Regions from separate parts of the Homo sapiens genome. Here region 1 is linked to region 2. Evidence: read pairs that join two places in POLR2A ChIA-PET (ENCODE). Cell type or tissue: Panc1. All regions are shown on one strand.

Region 1 (5,000 bases), 430 kb after region 2:
TTCTCTCTTCTGGAGCTGGGACACTGTTCTTTTCCTGCCCTTAGACATAAGAACTCCAAGTTCTCCAGCCTTTGGACTCCAGGACTTGCACCAGCAGCCTTCTAGTTTCTCAGGCCTTTGGATTTGGACTTAGACAGAGCCGCATTACTGGCTTCTTGGGTTCTCCAGCTTGCCGATGGCCTATCATGGAACTTGGCCTCCATAAGTCTCCTCTCATATGTCTCTGCGTGTGTGTGTATCCCATTGGTTCTGTCTCTCTAGAGAACACTGACTAATACAGTCGTCTTCACAGAAGCCTGAATATACTCTATAACATATAATATAAGAGGTTAGACTGGACACAGTGGCTCACGCCTGTAATCCCAACACTTTGGGAGGCCGAAGTGGGCGGATCACTTGAGGTCAGGAGTTCGAGACCAGCCTGGCCAACATGGTGAAACCCATCTCTGCTAAATATACAAAAAGTAGTCGAGCATGGTGGCACACACCTGTAATCTCAGCTACTCAGGAGGCAGAGGCAGAAGAATCACTTGAACCCAGGAGGCAGAGGTTGCAGTGAGCCGAGATTGCACCATTGCACTCCTGCCTGGGCGACAGAGCGAGACTCCGTCTCAAGAAAGAAAAACAAAGAAGAAGAAGAAGAAGAAGAAAGAGAGATTAAAAATAAACGTGTAGGCATGGGCTGATATATATACTTTTGTTTACAAGTTCTACCTATTGAGAGGATCAAGGACCAAACAATGACATCACAGTAACTTTTTTTGTGGGGGCGGGGGTGGGCAGTCTCACTATGTTGCCCAGACTGAACTCAAACTCCCATGCTCAAGTAATTCTCCCACTTCAGTCTCCTGAGTAGCTGGGACTACAGGTGTGCACCACCATGCCCAGCATTGCCCATATCTTAGTTTCTAGACACCATTGGCTGATAAAAAAGGAACCAAGACTCCTCAGAGAAGTTGTTGGTTCCAGGGCTGGATCGGGGAAAATGCAGGATGAGCCTAGAGTATCTTGAGGCTCATTTTGAGGACAGAAAGTAAAAAAGTTACTTGCACGCAAAATGTTAACATTAGGGGAATCTGGACAGTGGTTATTCAGATACACTCTGAACAATTTTTTTTTTTTTGAGACTGAGTTTCGCTCTCGTCACCCAGGCTGGAGTGCAATGGTGTGATCTCAGCTCACTGCAGCCTCTGCCTCCCGGGTTCAAGTGATTCTCCTGCCTCAGCCTCCCCAGTAGCTGGGATTACAGGTGCCTGCCACCACACCCGGCTAATTTTTGTATTTTTAGTTCAAAGTGCTTTTTACCAGTTTTCACTACCACTACAAGCGTTAGCTCATATCCTCAACTGGTATTATCCAACTTTAAAAATTTTGTCAAGCAGTCAGTTTAAAATATCTTACATGCAGCTGGGCGTGGTGGCTCTCACCTGTAATCCCAGCATTTTGGGAGGCCGAGGTGGGCAGATCACCTGAGGCCAGGAGTTTGAGAACAGCCTGGCCAACATGGTGAAACCCCGTCTCTACTAAAAATACAAAAAATTAGCTGGGTGTGGTGGTGGCGCCTGTAATCCCAGCTACTTGGGAGGCTGAGGCAGGGAAAATCGCTTGAACCCAGGAGGCGGAGTTTGCAGTGAGCTGAGACCAGGCCATTGCACCCCAGCCTGGGCAACAGAGCAAGACTCTATCTCAAAAAAAAAAAAAAAGAAAAAATCTTACATGCCCTCATTTTTCATTTCATTTCATTAATGCAATTGAATTTCATTTCACATGTTATTGGCCATTCATTGATAAATCTCCTTCAGTAAAGTACCTGTTCATATATTTTACCCATTTTTTTTCATATTTGACTATACATTCTTTACTTATTGGTTTGCAGGAGCTACACACACACATTTTTTTTTCTGACAATATTTGCAGACAGTTCTTCATCCAGTATGTTGCTTCTCTTTTGCTTTTCTTTATGGTGTCTTCTGATAAACAAAAACTTTTCATTTTAATTTTAAAAGGTAAAATTTATCAATCTTTTTTTATTTATGTTTTGGGCCTTTTGTTTAAGCTTCTATTAAGTATTATACCTTAGTTCTTGTGCAGTAAGACAAGAAACAGAAATAAAATATATATGCTACAGTTTAAATAGTATTTGTCCTCTCTGAAACTCATGTTGAAATTTGATTATCATTGTGGCAGTGTTGGGAGATGGGGACCGTTAGGGGGTGATTAGGTCATTAGGGGGAATTAATGCCATTCTTGTTGTAGCCAATTAATACTCAAGAATCCATTAGTTATCACAAGAACAGGTTGTTATAAAGCAAATTGGGCTTCTTTGGCTCTCTTTTGCTTCCTCTCTTGCCACATAATTCCTTCCCTTTTCTGCCATGCTATAAAGGAGCACAAGGCCCCCACCAGATGCAGCTGTCCAGTCTTTGACTTCCCAGCCTCCAGAACTGCAAGCTAAATAAATCTCTTTTCTTTATAAATTATCCAGTCTCAGGTATTCAGTTATAGCAACAGAAAACCTGCTAAAACAATATGAATATTGGAAAGGAAAAATAAGTTGCCATTATTTGCAGCTGATATGATTATCTATGTAGAAAATTCAAAAGTATATCAAAAGTTTTAAAATTAATGCAAAAGAAAAAAATTAATGAGAGAGTTTAATAAGAAGTCTGGGTATAAGATTAACATATGAAAATTAGTTGCATTTCTATATACCACAAAAACAATTAGATAATATTATTTAAAAATGGCTAGCCAGGCACGGTGGCTCACACCTGTAATTCCACACTTTGGGAGGCCGAGGCGGGTGGATCACCTGAGGTCGGGAGTTCGAGACCAGCATGACCAACATGGAGAAACCCCCATCTCTACTAAAAATACAAAATTAGCCGGGTGTGGTGTCACATACCTGTAGTCCCAGCTACTCGGGAGGCTGAGGCAGGAGAATTGCTTAAACTGGGAAGGCGGAGGTTGCGGTGAGCCGAGATGACACCATTGCACAGCAAAAATAATAATAATAATGAAAATAATACCACTGCCACAGAGCTATATACTTTAAAATGGTTAAAATGGTAAACTTAAATGAGCTAAGCATGGTGGCACACACATGTAGTCCCACCAGCTACTCCTTGGGAGGCTGAGGCAGAAGGATTACTTGAGCCCAAAGAGTTCCAGGTGACAGCGAGTTGTGATTGTGTGCCATTGTACTTCAGCCTGAGAGACAGAGTAAGACCCTCATCTCTAAAAAAAAAAAAAAAAAAAAAAAAAAAAAGGAAAAAAAATTTTTTTTTTTTGAGATCAGAGTCTTACTCTGTCACCCAGGCTGGAGTGCAGTGGAGTGATCTCAGCTCACTGCAGCCTCCACCTCCTGGGTTCAGGTGATTCTTGTGCCTCAGCCTCCTCAGTAGCTGGGACCGCAGGAGCACACCACCATGCCCAGCTAATTTTTGTATTTTTTTTTTCAGTAGAGTTGGGGTTTTACCATTTGGCCAGGCTGGTTTTGAACTCCAGACCTCAAGCGATCCACCCACATTGGCCTCCCAGAATGTTGGGATTACAGGCGTAAGCCACAACACCTGGCCAAAAAAAAGTAAATTTAAATATAAAAATTAAAAATAAATGACTTCTAGAATAGCTCAGACAGTCTTAAAGAATAATAATGTGGGGACTAGCTCTATCTAATATTAAAATTTGTATATCATGAAGTCAAATAATCAAGAAAAAATGTAGTATTGCCATAGGAATAGACAAATTTTCTTTTTTTTTTTCTTTTTGAGACAGAGTCTCGCTCTGTTGCCCAGGCTGGAGTACAGTGGCATGATCTCGGCTCACTGTAACCTCCACCTCCCAGGTTCAAGCAATTCTCCCTGCCTCAGCCTCCCAAGTAGCTGGGAGTATAGGTGCCCGCCATCATGCCCAGCTAATTTTTGAGACGGGGTTTCGCCATGTTAGCCAGGCTGGTCTTGAACTCCTGACCTCAGGTAATCCACCCTTTTTGGCCTCCCAAAGTGCTGGGATTACAGGCGTGAGGAGATCTTGGCAAATATAAAAACTTTCTTTTCTTTTTTCTTTTTTTTCCTTTTTTCTGAAACGAAGTCTTGCTCTGTGGCCCAGGCCGGAGTGCAGTGGCGTGATCTCAGCTTGCTGCAACCTTTGTCTCCTGGGTTCAAGCGATTCTCCTGCCTCAGCCTCCCGAGTAGCTGGGACAAAGGTGCGTGCCACCATGCCCAGCTAATTTTTGTATTTTTAGTAGAGGTGGCATTTCTCCATGTTGGCCAGGTGAGTCTCGAACTCCTGACCTCAGGTGATCCACCTGCCTCAGCCTCCCAAGGTGCTGGGATTACAGGCATGAGCCACCACACCTGGCCGGCAAATATAAAAACTTGATGTAGGACACAGGAGGCATTTAGGGGAAAAAAATGGAAGTTATTTTCTTCTTCATTCCAAATACAGGTACCAACCTCATACCCATATACAATGAGCAGCTCCAGATGACTTACAAATTAAAGGGAAAACTTTTAAGGTTTTAGATGGTTTAGGAGACTATATGACTTTAGGATATAAAAGGTGTTCTTAAACACAATTTCAATTTAAGGTTAGAGACATACACACTTTAGCAATTCTTTGCTTGTATGTTTGTTTTTTCCTGAGACAGAGTCTCTTGATCTGTCACCCAGGCTGGAGCGCAGTGGCGCTTTCTCAACTCACTTTGCCTCCCAGGTTCAAGTGATTCTCCTGCCTCAGCCTCCTGAGTAGCTGGGACTACAGGTGCGTGCCACCACACCCAGTTAATTTTTGTATTTTTAGTAGAGATGGAGTTTCGCCATGTTGGCCAGGCTGGTCTTGAACTCCTGACCTCAGGTGATCTGCTCACCTCACCCTTCCAAAGTGCTGGGATTACAGGCCACTTTAGCAATTATAATCCTAGATGTATATAACCTAGAGCACCAGATGTATATAACCTTGTGCACCAGAAGATGTATGAAAAAATATTCATAGCATCA
Region 2 (5,000 bases):
TTCTGGTACTTGGTGTATCAGAAATTGATACCACCCTGTTCTTTAAATTTCTTGTTGGTTTTAAAGTTTTTCCATTGTAAACCTGGTGTGTGTGTGTGTGTGCGTGTGTGCACGTGTGTGTAAAACTGTATGGCCTTATCTAAAACGTTAGATGTTTGCTACAGCACACACCTGCCTTAGTTAGAGACCAAGCCCATGGCTAAGTGGTCTGGGTGGTGGTACCGGTGTCCCTCCAGAAGTCTTTCCCAGTTTAATAGTGGATTTTATCAAATCAAGATGCATTGATGCAAGTATTTTTTGATCATCTAGAAGTTCTCATTGGTTGATTTTCACAGTAAGTCAGAGCTGCCATCTGCCTGGCAGCAATTGTAAGGTACCATTGATGTCAGAGATGTTAAAATGTGGAAGAACATGTGTCTTAGAATATCTTGCAGATGGACCCATGATGTTCTAGTGCCTAATTACTGTCGAATGCTTGGAGACTTGTTTATGAGAAGTACTTGTCACATATTTACTAGAAGTAGGAGGAAGGCTTCAGTGGCTTCCTTTAGAAACTTCACCACTGTATTGAATGGCATCTTGTTGCAACAGCCTGATGTTAACTGGGGCACGTTCTGTCTTCTCTAGCATTGCTTCTTTCTTTTTTTTGAGACGGAGTCTCACTCTGTCACCCAGGCTGGAGTGCAGCGGCACAATCTTGGCTCACTGCAACCTCCACCCCCGGGTTCAAGTGATTCTTCTGCCTCAGCCTCCCGAGTAGCTGGGATTATAGGCACCCACCACCACGCCCAGCTAATTTTTTTTTTTTTTTTTTTTAGTAGAGATGGAGTTTCAGTGTGTTGGCCAGGCTGGTCTCGAACTCCTGACCTCAAGTGATCCACCCGCCTCAGCCTCCCAAAGTGCTGGGATTACACAGGTGTGAGCCACCACACCTGTGTGGCATTGCTTCTTTCATTAGGAGCCCTGCTGTGCTGCAGCATCCTTGCAATGGACAAGCAGTGAGAACGTTGGCCATTTGGTCACTTATCTATGAACTGGTGGCACTGGTATATCTTCCAGTGTCATTAATAGACATTTTTCTCATCATTGAGTTTTTTTCTTACTTTCAGTTTCCTTCTGTTCTACCCCTGCCATTCTGACCTTATTAATATTGGGAGTTCCAGTTGTCCCATTATCTTGCTTGCCATGCAGACTGCTTGACACTTCTTTTAACTGTGTATTATCCCACTGCAAAGAAATTTCTCAGAAAGTTCTGGTTATCCTTTCATAATTTTCTGCTGCAGACGGTGTTTTATTTTACCTGTTTTTATAGTTCTGTGGCCACTTCAGTGGCAATTTAAGAGGAAGAGGAGTTAATCTTTGGGCTAACACTGCCATTCATTTCTTCACCATGTATTTTATTGAAATGCCTGCGCTATGCCTGGCATAGTTCTGTGAGTATAGCAATAGTCAGAGAGTAGTACATCATGGGTATTCAATCTTTTGGCTTCCCTTGGTCGTATTGGAAGAAGAAGAATTGTCTTGGGTCACATATAAAATACACTAACAATAGCTGATGAGCTTTAAAAAATCGCAAAAAATCTCATAATGTTTTAAGAAAGTTTATGAATTTGTGTTGGACCGCATTCAAAGCCATGCTTACCTGGTTCTACTTCCCTTCATGTTTAGATCCTCTTTTAGAAAGATGTCAAGTTTTAAAAATCTTAACTTAGAATTTAGGGATTTATTGATAGCTTGTCAGTGCTTTGATTTGACACTAATGTATTCTATAGAAATAATTTTTATATCATTTGCTTTTTAGCCGATTACACCTCAACAAGAAGGCAACTGACAAACAGCCTTATAGCAAGCTCCCAGGTGTCTCTCTTCTGAAACCACTGAAAGGGGTAGATCCTAACTTAATCAACAACCTGGAAACATTCTTTGAATTGGATTATCCCAAAGTAAGTTCAGTGTTACGGTTTTTTGTTTTGTTTTGTTTTGTTTTGTTCCCCTCATGATAAACATTTAGGGATTTTAACACTGTATAAGGTGAAGGTATTAAAAATTCATGATGATATTGGCCTCATAAAATATAACCTTTAGTAGTAGTCATCACAGAACAGAAATAGGTTGAGGAAGGGGTGTAAATTCCCTTTCTAACCACCTATATGTCCGTGTGAAGTAGAGATCCCTGAGTAAACCTTCTGAAACTCAGACATTGTCAAGTGCCTGGTAGTTTGAAAATAAAAATTTTCTTCCATAAGAGCTGGATATGAACAATAGGAAGAGGAGACAAGGAGAGGGAGAAAGCAGTGTTAGTGGTCTGAAATGGGTTGCAGTACAGCCAGAACTAAACGTGACTTCTCCGGAGAAACTGGCTTTGAGCCAAGAATAGATTACAGTTAGTGGTACTGTAGGGTTTCATCTTACCTCATTTTTAATTTCCTTACTGTTCTGATTTTAATAGCTAATTGTATTGCTTATACCATTTATCTATATAATCTGTATATCTGTAAACTCAGTGTACTCCCTTAATTGGAGACCTTCCAGTTTTCTTGAGATGAAAGTATTCTTTTTATCACTTTGCTTTAGTAGTCCACCTGTAGTTTCTTAGGATAACTTAATATTCTTTGATTTTTGTACTTAGCTTTACAGCAGCTTTGTATTAAATTGCTTGAGACTGCTTTTGAAAGGGCATTTTGGTGGTAACAGATCACTTGTGAGAAGAATGTGTCTTTAAGCTTCTACCCACTTGACTTTCAGTACAGTTTAGTTTTCCCTTTGCGGTCTCTATTCACTTGCCTCAATTTTTACCCTATTGCCTCAGTTTTTCCATAGCTGTTTTTGCTACTGGGAGAGTCGTCCCTCTTAATTTTTTTGGACAGGGTAGCTCAAATAATCAGAAGGAAGATGATATGCGCACTACACTTCTTATGGTGACTGGTTTTCATGCTCTTATTTCTTTTCTTTTAGCCTTTATTTTTCTCGGTAGCACCAATGAAAAGAATAGAGAAGACACAGATGTGATAGCCTTAATGCAGCACTTATTAAGTAGGTAGACATGAGTATCATTCAGTTGTATTTTTAGTGTTTTTATATTATTGCTTTGGAGTTTTGGAGTTTAGAAGCCAATTTTGGAGTATTGGAAGCTGTTTTGAAGCAAAAAAATTATATGTTCTAGTTTGTGTGTGTTTATATGCTTAATAATTTTAGATATTTGAATTAAATACATGTGTTAACTTCAATCAAATATATAATTTTTAAATAAGATATAATTGTATATACTTGTTTTTTCAAACTAAAAAATGGTAAAACTTAGCCTTTTGTAATTGAGAAAGATATAAATAAAATTAATTGTAAAATAAGCTTTGCAGTAAGAAAAATGGGAGATTTTCAAGCTCCATAAAAGTAAATGCAAAGGAGAATTAATGTTTACGAATGAAAGAAATTTTCTATTGATTATGAATGAATCTTAGAGCATAGCTTAGAGTCATATGCATTATCATTGTGAAACTTAATCTCACATTTCAGTTTTTTAACCATCCTCTTTCACTTTCCCCATTCAACCACTCTTAAAATTGGTCATGGAATTTTTACGTTGTAGTGCTTGTGAGATGATAGTCATGGGGTTTAAATGCTTGAGGAAGTCAGTGAGGGGTTTAGTTGTAGAAAGAATGGTTTTTTGTGTTCGTTTTTGTTTTTAAGACAGTATCTTGCTTTGTCACCTAGGCTGGAGCATAGTGGCACAGTCGTGGCTCACTGCAGCCTCAGCCTCCCAGGCTCAACCAGTCCTCCCACCTCACCCTCCCTGGTAGCTGGGACTATGGGCATGTGCTACCACACCTGGCTGATTTTTGTATTTTTTGTAGAGGGTGTTGCCATGTTGCCGGGGCTGGTCTTGAACTCTTGGGCTCAAGCAATCCCCCCACCTCAGCCTCCCAAAGTGCTGGGATTACAGACATGAGCCACCATGCCCTACTGAAAGAATTTTAAAAAGTAACCCCAGGGTTATATGTATCCATTGATTACGAGCATTTCTAATGACCCCATAACTGATTTCTTGTGAATGAAGATTTTGGCCAGGCGTGGTGGCTTGTGCTTGTAATCCTAGCACTTTGGGAGGCTGAGGCGGGAGGATTGCTTGAGGCCAGGTGTTCAAGACCAGCCTGGGCAACACAGTGAGACCCCCACCTTCAAAAAAATAAAAATTAAAAAATTGAAATAAAAAATTGTTTTGGAAATTACAGTTTAGAATGATCTCAAGAGCTCTTGTTTTCACTTAGAGTAGTAGCTCTTTTTCCATTTAGTTATATCATTTAAGTGGGTTGAGGAGAAAGCTATTTTGACATTCATTGTAAGATGAAGAATAGCATCTGCAGATTATTTTATTCTTTGTTAGTACAGAATTTTATTTTCTAATTATAAACTTATATTTAGCTGTATAAATAGAAAGTTTGGAAAGCAGAGGAGAAGTGCAAAGTACCTGCAATCTAAGGGAAATATTTGATTTCACAGCATTTTATTTACTTGGTGAAAACCAAATACAATGGCAAATGTTCCACAGGAGACTAAAGTTAAACCACTGAAATCACGCATATCTGAGCATGAACAGACAAGGCATTTGTGTCACCAAGAAGTCAAGGAGACCCAAAATAAACATTTACGTGACTGCCAGGCGCAGTGCCCTTTCATATTTGCATTTTGCCTGGTGTGAACATCGTTTTACCAGAGTATGGAAATGTTTTCATTTTGGACATAACTTTCTCTTCTAATATTCGATTGGGACTATCATAGGCCATTTGGGGGAAAATAATAAAACATATCTTCAAGTTTTAAAATTTTACTTAATTTTGGACATGTGCAAGAAAATTTACTGCTACTGGTACTTGCTCTGAATTTCTAGGTTTCAATTTTGGTGAGACTAGACTAGTTGCTCTGAAAGATCTCTGCGCTGTATTCATCTTACAAGTCTACTTTTATACTGATACTCATTCCTTGGGAAGACATAAAAGAATGAA

The links. Peaks named below come from ENCODE experiments on the same cell type or tissue, not always from the same donor. Only the 100,000 strongest peaks of a DNase experiment are listed, where the experiment ranks them.
Region 1: POLR2A ChIA-PET joins it to region 2 with 5 read pairs; 10 of 35 experiments call an interaction of 5 or more read pairs at or near these places.

Annotation. Positions count from the first base shown.
Region 1 is chr9:112,342,103-112,347,102 of GRCh38, forward strand. It overlaps a transcript of PTBP3 not described here. Among named protein-coding and RNA genes, the nearest start is that of PTBP3, 11 kb to the left of the region's middle. In Panc1, no CTCF peak of the experiment used is centred here; no DNase peak of the experiment used is centred here.
Region 2 is chr9:111,912,804-111,917,803 of GRCh38, forward strand. It overlaps UGCG (UDP-glucose ceramide glucosyltransferase), which reads left to right. Exons shown (of 9, transcript NM_003358.3): 2 at 1,802-1,943. Among named protein-coding and RNA genes, the nearest start is that of MIR4668, 17 kb to the right of the region's middle. In Panc1, no CTCF peak of the experiment used is centred here; no DNase peak of the experiment used is centred here; H3K27ac peaks cover 2,558 bases.